2 separate regions of the Mus musculus genome follow, and region 1 is linked to region 2. The links are chromatin loops, found by intact Hi-C in ENCODE. Cell type or tissue: gastrocnemius. All regions are shown on one strand. Links, peaks and the distances in the headings refer to the core of each region. The heading gives the core; the rest is flanking DNA. Region 1 has its middle 22 kb from the start of Il12a. Region 2 overlaps Iqschfp (Iqcj and Schip1 fusion protein).

Region 1 (5,378 bases), core at 139-5,138, 98 kb after region 2:
CAATAGCTGGGTAGAAAAGACTTAGGAGGAATTTAGGATTTCTGGGCTTGGGAGAACCACCCAAGGGAAAAGAAGGTGAAGGAGGAGGAGGAAGACACCAAGGGTTGGAAGTCCTGAAAATTCAGCCCATTGGAGTTAAGAGCAGCTCAGATGAAACACAGTACGTAATAACTCTGTGTTATCAATACGGAAGTATATTCTATAGCAAAGAGGGTAGATATCTGCCCAACTCTTGTGCTGTTTAGGCTTTATTGTAAATAGAGAGGCTGTGTGTGCTTTTATTTTGGAACTGATAAATCAAAGGCGGGGTAGAAACCCTGGATAGGGATTAAAACTTTCAACAACAGGTGAGGTGCATCTCCCCCTCCCCCACACCACCTCACAGGTGAGGGGCAGGGCCAGCTCTACTGTGCTCCTCAGGGAAGGGGCTGCCCGCTCTTCCTAGTACTGCACCCAGTACGGAACAGGCTCACCTCTCCCTAACTCACTCCACTGGGGCCAGATTTCCCACCCCAGAGCTACCAGAGTCAACTCTCCCATGCTGTCCAGGTGAGAGGTAGAGACAGCTCTCCCGCCAGAGGCAAGGGGCAAGGCCAACTCAACACAATGCTTGGACATCAACATGGTTTCAGACAGTAACCCAGGCCGGGCACATCTGCACAGCCTTTGATGGTAACACATGCCTCCAACATCAACATAGACCCTGGCTGTGACAGGACCCTGGGTCTAGACATGCTCCCAGCAGCAGCATGAGCCAGGAAGTCACTATGGCTTCAGGTGGCAGCCAAGACCACTGATATGGGGATGCCCTCCCTTCAGATAGCAGCATAGACCCCAGATGTAGTAGGGCCACAGACCTTGGAGGCAGCCGGGGTCCAGATATCACCATGACCCCAGTGGTTGCTCAGACACCTCACATCCTCCTGTGCCACACCATCATCTCATCTCCAGTTCCCTCTCTCTACAGTGCAGGGACCACTCAGCTTTGCCTCTGCTTTCTCTCCATCATCTCCATTCTCTCATTGTAGTGGTACCCATTGCAGAGCCTGGAGTGGGTGTTTGGATGTCTCTCTCTTCCGGCTCCCCCCTAGTCCATTGCTTCTTAACAGTTTTTAAAGACTGAACAATTTATTCCTTTATATGACATAATTGCTAGGGAAGTGTGCTGGCTAGTTTTATGTCGACTTGACACAAGCTAGAGACACATCAGAGAAGGAGCCTCAACTGAGAAAATGCCTACATAAGATCGACCTGTAAGGTTTTTCGGGTTTGTTTTGTTTTGTTTTGTTTTCAGAAATAATGGTAACTCAATTTCTGGGTACAACAACTAAAATCCTAATCTTATAAGCCTTATTAAATCTAAATCCAACGGTGGCGAATCCTGATGGATCCACCCTTGAAACCGGGAGGCACTAGTAGCTACATTTTGTCCTCATGCTATTCCTGTCCAAAAGGACTGTAGGGTATTTTTTAAATTAGTGATTGAAGTAGGAGGGCCCTGCCCATGGTGGGTAGCAACATCCCTGGGCTAGCAGTCTGGGGTTGTATAAGAAAGCAGGCTGACAAGTAGTAAGGAGCAAGCCAGTAGGAAACACCCCTCCCTGGCTCCTGCCTAGTTTGAGTTCCTTCCTTAGCTCTTAGCTTCCTTCAGCGGGCTACATAATTCAGGATATGTGGATCACATAAACCCTTTCCTTGACAAGTTGCTTGTGGCCATGGTATTTCATCAAATCTGTAGAAACCCTAAGACAGGTATAATGTGCACAATGAAAAGTCCGATTTTCATTTGTTTGCAAGTCAAATTAAAATTAAATTGAAATTAAAAAGTGTAGATAGCAAAAGTAATTTATGTGGCCCAAAAGGAAAAGTATTCGGCACACGGCAGACAATTCATCTTTGCCCTCGTTCAGCTCCATGAGCTTAAGCAAGCTCCAACACAAGGCATCTGTCACAGCGGTGGCCGACATCGAGGACAGAAGTCCAGTCTCTTCTGTGCTCTTCCCCAGTGCTGGTGAAGGAAGCATTTATCAGAGACCCGGAAATGGAAGAGGTGTTTTATCTCATCTGCTGCACGTACTGACCTCTCAGAAACAGTAACATGTTCTTGGAAGAACCTGTGCTTGCCGGCGCAATCGCACTGGTCCACAGAAAACATCACCCACTTACTGCATTTTCCACCTTCACCTTTGTGATCTTGCGTTGCGGGGGTGCAGAAAAGCCCCTTGCTGCGAAGGTTAAAGTCCTGAACCGAGAGTAGTGGCACACGCCTTTAATCCCAGCACTCGGGGAGGCAGAGGCAGGAAAAAGTGAGTTCCAGGACAGCCAGGGCTATACAGAGAAACCCTGTCTCAAGAAACCAAAAAAAAAAAAAAAAAAAAAAAAAAAAAAGAGTCCCGGTCCTTCGCAAACTTCGCTGGTGACTTAAGGAGATCCTGCCCTTCTGCAGGATCCCATTGCCTCATCCCATGCTCAACCAATAATAAACATCCAACATTTGGACTGCCGTCTTCTATGCCCCACAGGTTTCTCTTTTAAACTGTTCTGGGATCTGGAGCCTAGATTGAAGAGCAACGCTAAGGACTCACTCATGCCACCTAGTGGCTGCCTGGTATATGGCTGAGTATTCCTAAACTTGAAATTTCCACTTTTTAATTTTTAATGAATTCAACTTTTCCTAGCGTCTATCATAAACACAAGTACCCAGAGGCGTTTAAGTCAGACCATGAACCTAGACAATTAACAAGATCTCAATGTGATCCTGTTAATATTGAAGCTGCCCGTGCCTTTTAAATCTCTACGGTGATATACTGTGTCTGAAACTACTAGAGGAGTGACTGGATAGCTCAAAGTCGTCCTTACAAACAAATAATATAAACGGTGACCACTAGAGTTTAGAAAGACAGAGAGTGTGGGGGAGGGACATGTCTCAGCACCTGTCCTGAAATAAGTAACATAGTGGGAATAATTTCCAGTATTCTATAGCAAAGCAGTATAACTGACAAGAGTTTGCAGGAAACGATTGCAGGTCTGCTGAGGACCTGCACGGAAAGAGTTAAAAGGCCCAAATATAAAAAAATGAGATTGGGGGCGTTAGAATATGGTAAAAAGAATGGTGCATAGTCAAATCAAAACAACCCTGAGATTCCATCTCACACCAGTCAGAATGGCTAAGATCAAAAATTCAGGCGACAGCAGATGCTTACGAGGATGTGGAGAAAGAGGAACACTCCTCCATTGTTAGTGGGATTGCAAGCTTGTACAACCACTCTGGAAATTAGTCTGGCGGTTTCTCAGAAAATTGGACATGGTACTACCAGAGGATCCCGCAATACCTCTCCTGGGCATATATCCAGAAGATGTTCCAACTAGTAAGAAAGAAACATGCTCCACTATGTTCATAGCAGCCTTATTTATAATAGCCAGAGGCTGGAAAGAACCCAGATGCCCCTCAACAGAGGAATGGATACAAAAAAATGTGGTACATTTACACAATGGAGTACTACTCAGCTATTAAAAAGAATGAATTTATGAAATTCCTAGGCAAGTGGTTGGACCTGGAGTGCATTATCCTGAGTGAGGTAACCCAATCACAAAAGAACTCAAATGATATGTACTCACTGATAAGTGGATATTAGCCCAGAAACTTAGAATACCCAAGATATAAGTTACAATTTGCAAAACACATGAAACTCAAGAAGAATGAAGACCAAAGTGTGGACACTTTGCCCCTTCTTAGAATTGGGAACAAAACACCCATGGAAGGAGTTACAGAGACAAAGTTTGGTGCTGAGACAAAAGGATGGACCATCTAGAGACTGCCATATCCAGGGATCCATCCCATAATCAGCCTCCAAACGCTGACACCATTGCATACACTAGCAAGACTGTGCTGATAGGACCCTGATATAGCAGTCTCTAGTGAGACTACACCGGGGCCTAGCAAACACATAAGTGGATGCTCACAGTTAGCTATTGGATGGATCACAGGGCCCCCAATGGAGGAGCTAGAGAAAATACCCAAGGAGCTAAAGGGAATTGCAACCCTATAGGTGGAACAACAATATGAACTAACCAGTACCCTGGAGCTCTTGACTCTAGCTGCATATGTATCAAAAGATGGCCTAGTCGGCCATCACTGGAAAGAGAGGCCTATTGGACTTGCAAACTTTATATGCCCCAGTAAAGGGGAATGCCAGGGCCAAAAAGTGGGAGTGAATGGGTAAGGGGGTGGGGGGGAGGGTATGGGGGACTTTTGGGATAGCATTGGAAATGTAAATGAGGAAAATACCTAATTTAAAAAAAAAGAAAATAATAGATTCTGTTAGAATCTCGCTACCAGAATTCAGGGTTTGAGCTTTGTGTCTCATCAGTGAAAGTGGAAGGGTATTTTAAACTTTTATAAGAAAAGTCTCTACTCCTTCCTCTCATAATTTATTTCAGCTTGTTAAAATATTGTGTGTCTTAATTATTTTGTACTTTCATTTTTATTATGCAAAATTATTCAGAATAAAACATGCATATTCTAAAAAAAAAAAAAAAGTAACATGCAGACAGTGTTGCAAAACTCCAGGTGGGAGCTGTGACTGTCGTGTAAAAATGACATATGTAAAATATACAACTGAAGTGTTTGAAGGAGAAAGGTGTCATTTGGGAGAGATTTATTCTCAAAGTCACAAGAAAAAAAATGGGAAGCGAGAAAAAAAAAAAAGAATGGTGCATAGTAAACAATGCCTTGGAGATCTGTGAGAGAAGCAACAAGAAATAAGGCAGAGGACCTTTACATCAGGGCATTTTGTTCCCTGGATGGTTCTTGGACACGAGTCCATGCCTCCTGTGAGAAACATTTACATTTCATTTATAAGACATGTTTATTCTTGTTGGATGCCAGACCACAGCTACAGGACCCAATCTGACTCTGACATGGCCTCCTGCCTTGCTTTCGACCTTTCCCAGATATAATCTGTAGCGCATGCCAGACAACTGTGTTTGAATTGCTCTGTGCGGAGAGAGTTCTGGGAAAGGCTGCTCTGTCAGTATTCAGTATTTCTTACCGGTGTTTATTGACACGTTTTTCTGAACTCAAACAACCTCCATTGCTTTCTTTGTTACGGTCGCATATGAAAGTACAGTGAAACAGGAAAACTGCTGTTTAAACATCAGATGGTAATTCACCGCATTCATTCGGTCCTCAGGTCTCAGTCCAGCAGACAAGATCTGCACAGGTCGACGAAAGTCTACAGGAGATGTAGCTCAGAGGCGGGAGGATGGCTGCTATCACTTGCCAGATGAGACAGAGGGGTTACTAAAACAAAATAAACATTTCATTCTCCGTGTGTTTATGAAGCTTCAACCTGTACAAATGAGGGCAGAAGAGTCCT
Region 2 (5,378 bases), core at 124-5,123:
CCTGCCTCTGTTTCCTGTGTGTGGGATTACGGGTATCACTGCCTGAAGAAGAGCTGTTTTGGGATTTTGGTTTTGTTGGCTTACTGAGTTGTATACCATTGGCTATGCTTTAAGATCTCCTTTGGTAGCAATGAACATCCTGTGTCTGCCATCCTCCAAGCCCAACTGCAGACGATGCTCTTCTCACTCACTGTAAAACACACCTCTTGAGTCTCCCCATTCATGCCCTTCCACTTAAGCAATCCACACCATCCCACGGGAGCCACTTCTGCTCGCGCTGGAATGCTGAAATCATGTCTTCAACAAGTTCTGAGCCTCCTCCAGCAACCACCCTCTATCCTCCATCCCCTCTAGAGGGGATGCTTCTGTGTAGCTCTGCTGTATGACATCTGTGTGGTCCATAATGAAGAGATTCCAGGGGTAATCACCACCTAGACCTTCCAGAAATCAAATCAACCAGCAAGACAGACTACCTGTGCCATTTTTTTTTAACGCAATGTTCTGATAAATACTTAGAGAGATGTCTCAGACCAGACTCTTCTGGCTTCCACAAGCACTCATACTTGTGTGTGTGTGTGTGTGTGTGTGTGTGTCTGTGTGTGTGTGTCTGTGTGTCTGTGTGTGTCTGTGTGTCTGTGTGTGTACACTCATATAGTCCCAAACACACATAAACAAAATAAATTTCTTTTAAAACATCAAATGACCCCGAATGATAGCTTCCATAAGCAAAATCTTTTATTTCACCTGGTGTTGGGCTCGAGAGACCAAGGAAGACTGAACTAAGCAGGATTTAAGTGAGGTAGCAAAAGGTCAGAGACCCAGGGAAGTGCACTTTTCAGAAATAAACTGTGCAGACAGCTGTGAATCTCACTGCCAGGCAGGAAGGCGGGAGTGGGGATTATCTGTTCTTTGACTCCATGGCACAGAGGCCTTCAGAAGACCTGGTGGCCCTATCACCCTTCAGCCAAGCCTCTCTGCTTGGGGAAAGTGGTTGAGTTTCACCCAGAGCTGTCTTCCTCCTAAAATGCGATTAAAGGCTAAAGGCAAAGAAATCCCCCTCGAAATGGGAGCCCATTGAAGATGTCTTTACTAAAACCCTTTCTTAATCAGCCATGATGTCCCATTGTCCCTGTGAGCAGCTTTCTTACTGCTGTAAGGAATTACAAGCCCTCCCCCCACCCCACCCCCATCCCACCCACCCAAGCTTCATTCAGTTTCCCACCGGGCTACTATGCTACTAAGGTGGGGTGGGGGCTCTGAATCTGTACTGGAAGCATTCTTGAAGTCCCCCCAGCTGTTAGAAGTTCCTTGTGGGTGGTTGGCCAGTTGGGGGCAGAGCTGTAGAATTTATAATCATTTTTTGCTCAGAATGAAGATATTTGTCCGTGGGCATCTTTAACTTGGTTTTGTGATATCCTTTCTTGCTGGTTGTTTATGTTTTTAGTTTTCTCTCCAGCAGGCAGCTTCTTTGTGAGACTTTATTCATATCTAGGAAATGCTATATAACCCTTGACTGGAGTGAGATTCAAATGCGTCCCCAGACTGTCCTTGCTATCACCTTCCGAACCATAGATCTTGATTTTATTGTTAAAATTTCTTGATTCTACTTTTTAGATGAACTGCAGATATCAAAAATCTGCTAAACTCAGCGTGTCTGGATCAAAGGGAAATCTGAACATACTAGATACCGCAAGATACGTGAAGAAAATTTAAAGGAGGCAGGTCCCGGCACAACTGTAGGGCCAGCTGCTGACTAGTTATGGATGGCGTGAGTGAGTCTTCCTTCAGACAGCAGACTATCATGGGGTGGCTTTCAGTGTGGGAGCAGTGTTAGGGTACAGTCCCTTTAGAAAGTCACGTCAGCTCTAAGAGTCTCTGTGTTTTTGCCCAGCTTCCAGAAAGTGGAGAAAGGAAGGTAGGTCATATGTACAGAGCACCCTCCCCATGCCAAGCTCTGAGCAAACTCAGGGTTTGGAACCCGCTGTAAACCAGTCATCCTGTGGCCTGCTTCCTTTCAGCTCTGGGCCTGGCCTCCTCATCTGTGTCAGGAAGGTTTTTTAAGGGAAAACTAAGCCGGAGCTTGTACAATTATAAAGTCTAACAATAGGTGGCAGTACATATCCATCTTAATCGCAGTGCTGAGACTAAATGGGGGAGCAAGTGTAGTCATGAGCAAGACGTGCAAAGCTTCTCCATCATTAGGATAAAGACAACCAAACAATGTCAAGTATTAGATTAGATCCTTGCAGCATGAATAACACCAGAGCAAATTTGGTGTCCTTTGCCCCAAAGTGGGCTTAGAATGGCTCCCTATGGCCCCTTCTGGCACCCCACCCCCATACATACCCACACACACATACAAGACTTACTTTCCCACAGGACTGGGATGCTGGAGACCCTGAGAATGACCAAATAGTACTGAGAGGATATGGTTCACCTTTAAAAGCTAGTTAGGACCAAGAGCGGAGCCCACCGTCTGGCCACGGTCATCGCAGTGCTTGTCCTGTCTGACTCCAGACCATCCTTTCTGGAGTTTCAGACTCCTGAGCTCCCAAGAGGAGTCTGTTCTCATGGTGCTGGGTGTGGGGGCCAGTCTGCAGAAGCGCATGCGTGCTGTGACTTCCAACACCCTGGGATTTGCTTCTGCCTCTTGGGGTAAACAGACCTGTGGTGTTTTTGTCTTTGAGTGACAGAAGTTGCGCTTCCTCTGTTGGCTTTTGGCAACCGCTTTAAATAAAGGTTCTCATTGAGTGTCCCTGTCTTCCTGGAGGGGAAGGAAACTTTCTTCATAGTCTTGGGACACTGGTTCTTGTGAACTTGTTTGGGTTGTCCTTCTAAAGCAGAATTCGAAATAGCATTCCACCACATTATTGGCTCAAGTCTGTTCATCTCGAGTGGCAGAACTGCAAACACAAAACATCTTTCTGTATGGGCCAGCTCTGTGTTTGTTATCCACTGGGTGCTATAACGTAGAGCGTTAAGCGACAAACTGATGTGGAAAAAAGACCGGAATTCTGGGAGGCCCTCTGATAAACTTTTTAATTGCAGGAAAGAATTGGCTGAGGCAGAAGGATTGCCATCCCAGGCTACGTAGCAAAATCCTGTCTCAACCACAACAGAAGGAAATGTAGAATGATTTGGGTCACTAAGTTCTCCACATGAAGAGCACATAGAACTGTTTTGATAGTTAACCCCGTTTAATCAGCTACAGTCAGGTAACAAATAGCTAAGCAGAATGACTGTCCCGCTTGTTCCCACCCAGACTACAGAGCGGGATGAACCTCCAGATATGCTTTGTCAATGACAGCGGCAGTGACAAGGACAGCGATGCAGATGACAGTAAGACGGAAACCAGCTTGGACACGCCCTTGTCCCCCATGGTAAGTCCACGTGGCCACCGGCCGAGCCGTTATCTTGTCTTTTTTCCTGGCTGTTCAGTGTTTATTCTGTTGTGAATCTGCAGCAGCCCTTCTGGGAGGGGCTGGGGTTACACGCTTCAGGAACTTGACAATGGGGCTGCAGAGATGGCTCAGTGGTCAAGAGCACTGACTGCTCTTCTAGAGGTCCTGAGTTCAATTCCCAGCAACCACATGGTGGCTCACAACCATCTGTCATGGGATCTGATGCTCTCTTCTGGTGTGTCTGAAGAAAGCGACAGTGTACTCACGTACATAAAATAAATAAATCTTTAAAAAAAGAAAAAGGGATTTGACAATGACCACAAAATCAAAATCAGGATACAGTAAATACGGCTTATTAAAGTTGTTGACTATGAGAGAAATCACTTACTAGTCTAGAGATTATAAAATGTAGCTGGGCATGGTGGTGTGTGCTTATAATCCCAGCACTTGGGGGTCGGTGGCAGGAGGATCACAAGTTTGAGGTCAGCCTAGGATACGTAGTGAGTTCAAAGCTGCCTAGGGATAGATAAGGAATAGCTACATCCCTTATCTATTCCTTACATATAATGGAGCTAAGTGTGGAAGAAGGAATCCTTTCTCATTGGGCTTTGAACTACAGGCTCAGCCCTTTCTCACATGTTTCAGAAGTCAAAAATAATCATGACTGCTTGCTACTGGGATGTTTTTCCCTCTGTGGTATCTTGTTCCGATGACCAAGAGGTGTGTGTTGATCAGGCAAATGTCATTTGATGCCTGACCTCAGAAGACTATCTCAGACCGTGGCTCTGGGTTCCATAATTAAACATGGTCCTGTTATACCTTTTACCACTCTTCTATCCGTGCTCAGAACAGTCATTCTAAGTAGGCCCTTTTTGAGGTTTCTTGTGACCGATGGGCTCATTGAGATCAAGTGGGTAGTGGTACTGCTGCCAGGCCCCCACCTATGTGGAGAGAGGACCCTGTTGCTAGTGCCCCACCCCAGCTGCATGGCAACTAGAGTGAAGCTTGAAGCTGCTCTCCCTTCCTTCACAGAGCAAGCAGAGTTCTTCCTATTCGGATAGAGACACAACTGAGGAGGAGTCTGAATCCCTGGATGACATGGACTTCCTCACAAGGCAAAAGAAGCTACAAGCTGAAGCCAAAATGGCTCTGGCCATGGCCAAACCAATGGCCAAAATGCAAGTAGAAGTGGAAAAACAGAACAGGAAAAAGTCTCCCGTCGCTGATCTTGTAAGCAGCGGAGGCTGGCATGCAAGCGGGCGTTTGGGGCTGAAGATGGGTTCTTTCCCAGAGTTATGCAAACTTGGGTTTCTCTGAGGCAGTTTGTCAGAAGCACCGGCAATTGAGAAAGAACAAAGTCCGTTTCTTTTTCCGGTCTCCCTGTTACACTGAGAAACACAGGGGCAGCATTTCGTAGAATTAAATGCTCGAGGGCCAGTGATTCAGATCTCCTGTGTTCCTGCTCTTGCACAAGTAAAGGTTGCTATAGTTCTCTCCCACCTCTTTAAGGAGATGGTGGAATGTAATGAATTAGTGCCCTGGACTTAGCAGTCACGGTTAGCTCTGCCACTGGCCTGCTGCAGGGATCCGACAAGAGGCTCGCATGCCAGTTTTCACATGTGCCCTGTGGATAACAGCACCCGGTTGGGAGTATGGTTGTCGAAGACACAGTGAGAAGGCATCCAGGGCACCTTACCTGGCACTGGTATAGAGTAGTAAGCAGCAGCTGATAGTGTTCATGTTTTCCCTGCTATTCCTATTACGTTCCCCACAACTAGTGTCAGAGACCAACCGAAAGCCTGGCACTCGGACAGCATATCATCTGGTATACGGAGGGCATCGTAGGAAATGGGTGTTAGATATGGGGCCACCCTTGGGACACTCAGGGGCTGGGAAAGCTTTTAGGCTCAAACCTGGGTGGAAGTGGGTGGGTGAGACAGGATCTGTAAGAGCAGACTGGCTCTTCTCCGGGTCTTT

Evidence for each region. Peaks named below come from ENCODE experiments on the same cell type or tissue, not always from the same donor. Only the 100,000 strongest peaks of a DNase experiment are listed, where the experiment ranks them.
Region 1: a loop joins it to region 2, with 8 times the contacts of the local background. A loop is called at or near these places in 30 of 42 quality-filtered maps.

The regions. Positions count from the first base shown.
Region 1 is chr3:68,711,222-68,716,599 of GRCm38, forward strand. No RefSeq gene overlaps it. Among named protein-coding and RNA genes, the nearest start is that of Il12a, 22 kb to the left of the region's middle. In gastrocnemius, for the core only: no CTCF peak of the experiment used is centred there; a DNase peak (open chromatin) is centred at 2,585; H3K4me3 peaks cover 454 bases.
Region 2 is chr3:68,613,178-68,618,555 of GRCm38, forward strand. It overlaps Iqschfp (Iqcj and Schip1 fusion protein), which reads left to right. Exons shown (of 11, transcript NM_001113419.2): 7 at 3,263-3,380; 8 at 4,434-4,631. It overlaps Schip1 (schwannomin interacting protein 1), which reads left to right. Exons shown (of 8, transcript NM_001113421.1): 4 at 3,263-3,380; 5 at 4,434-4,631. Among named protein-coding and RNA genes, the nearest start is that of Gm22073, 68 kb to the left of the region's middle. In gastrocnemius, for the core only: a CTCF peak has its summit at 2,112 (motif pointing right); a DNase peak (open chromatin) is centred at 2,022; H3K27ac peaks cover 2,775 bases.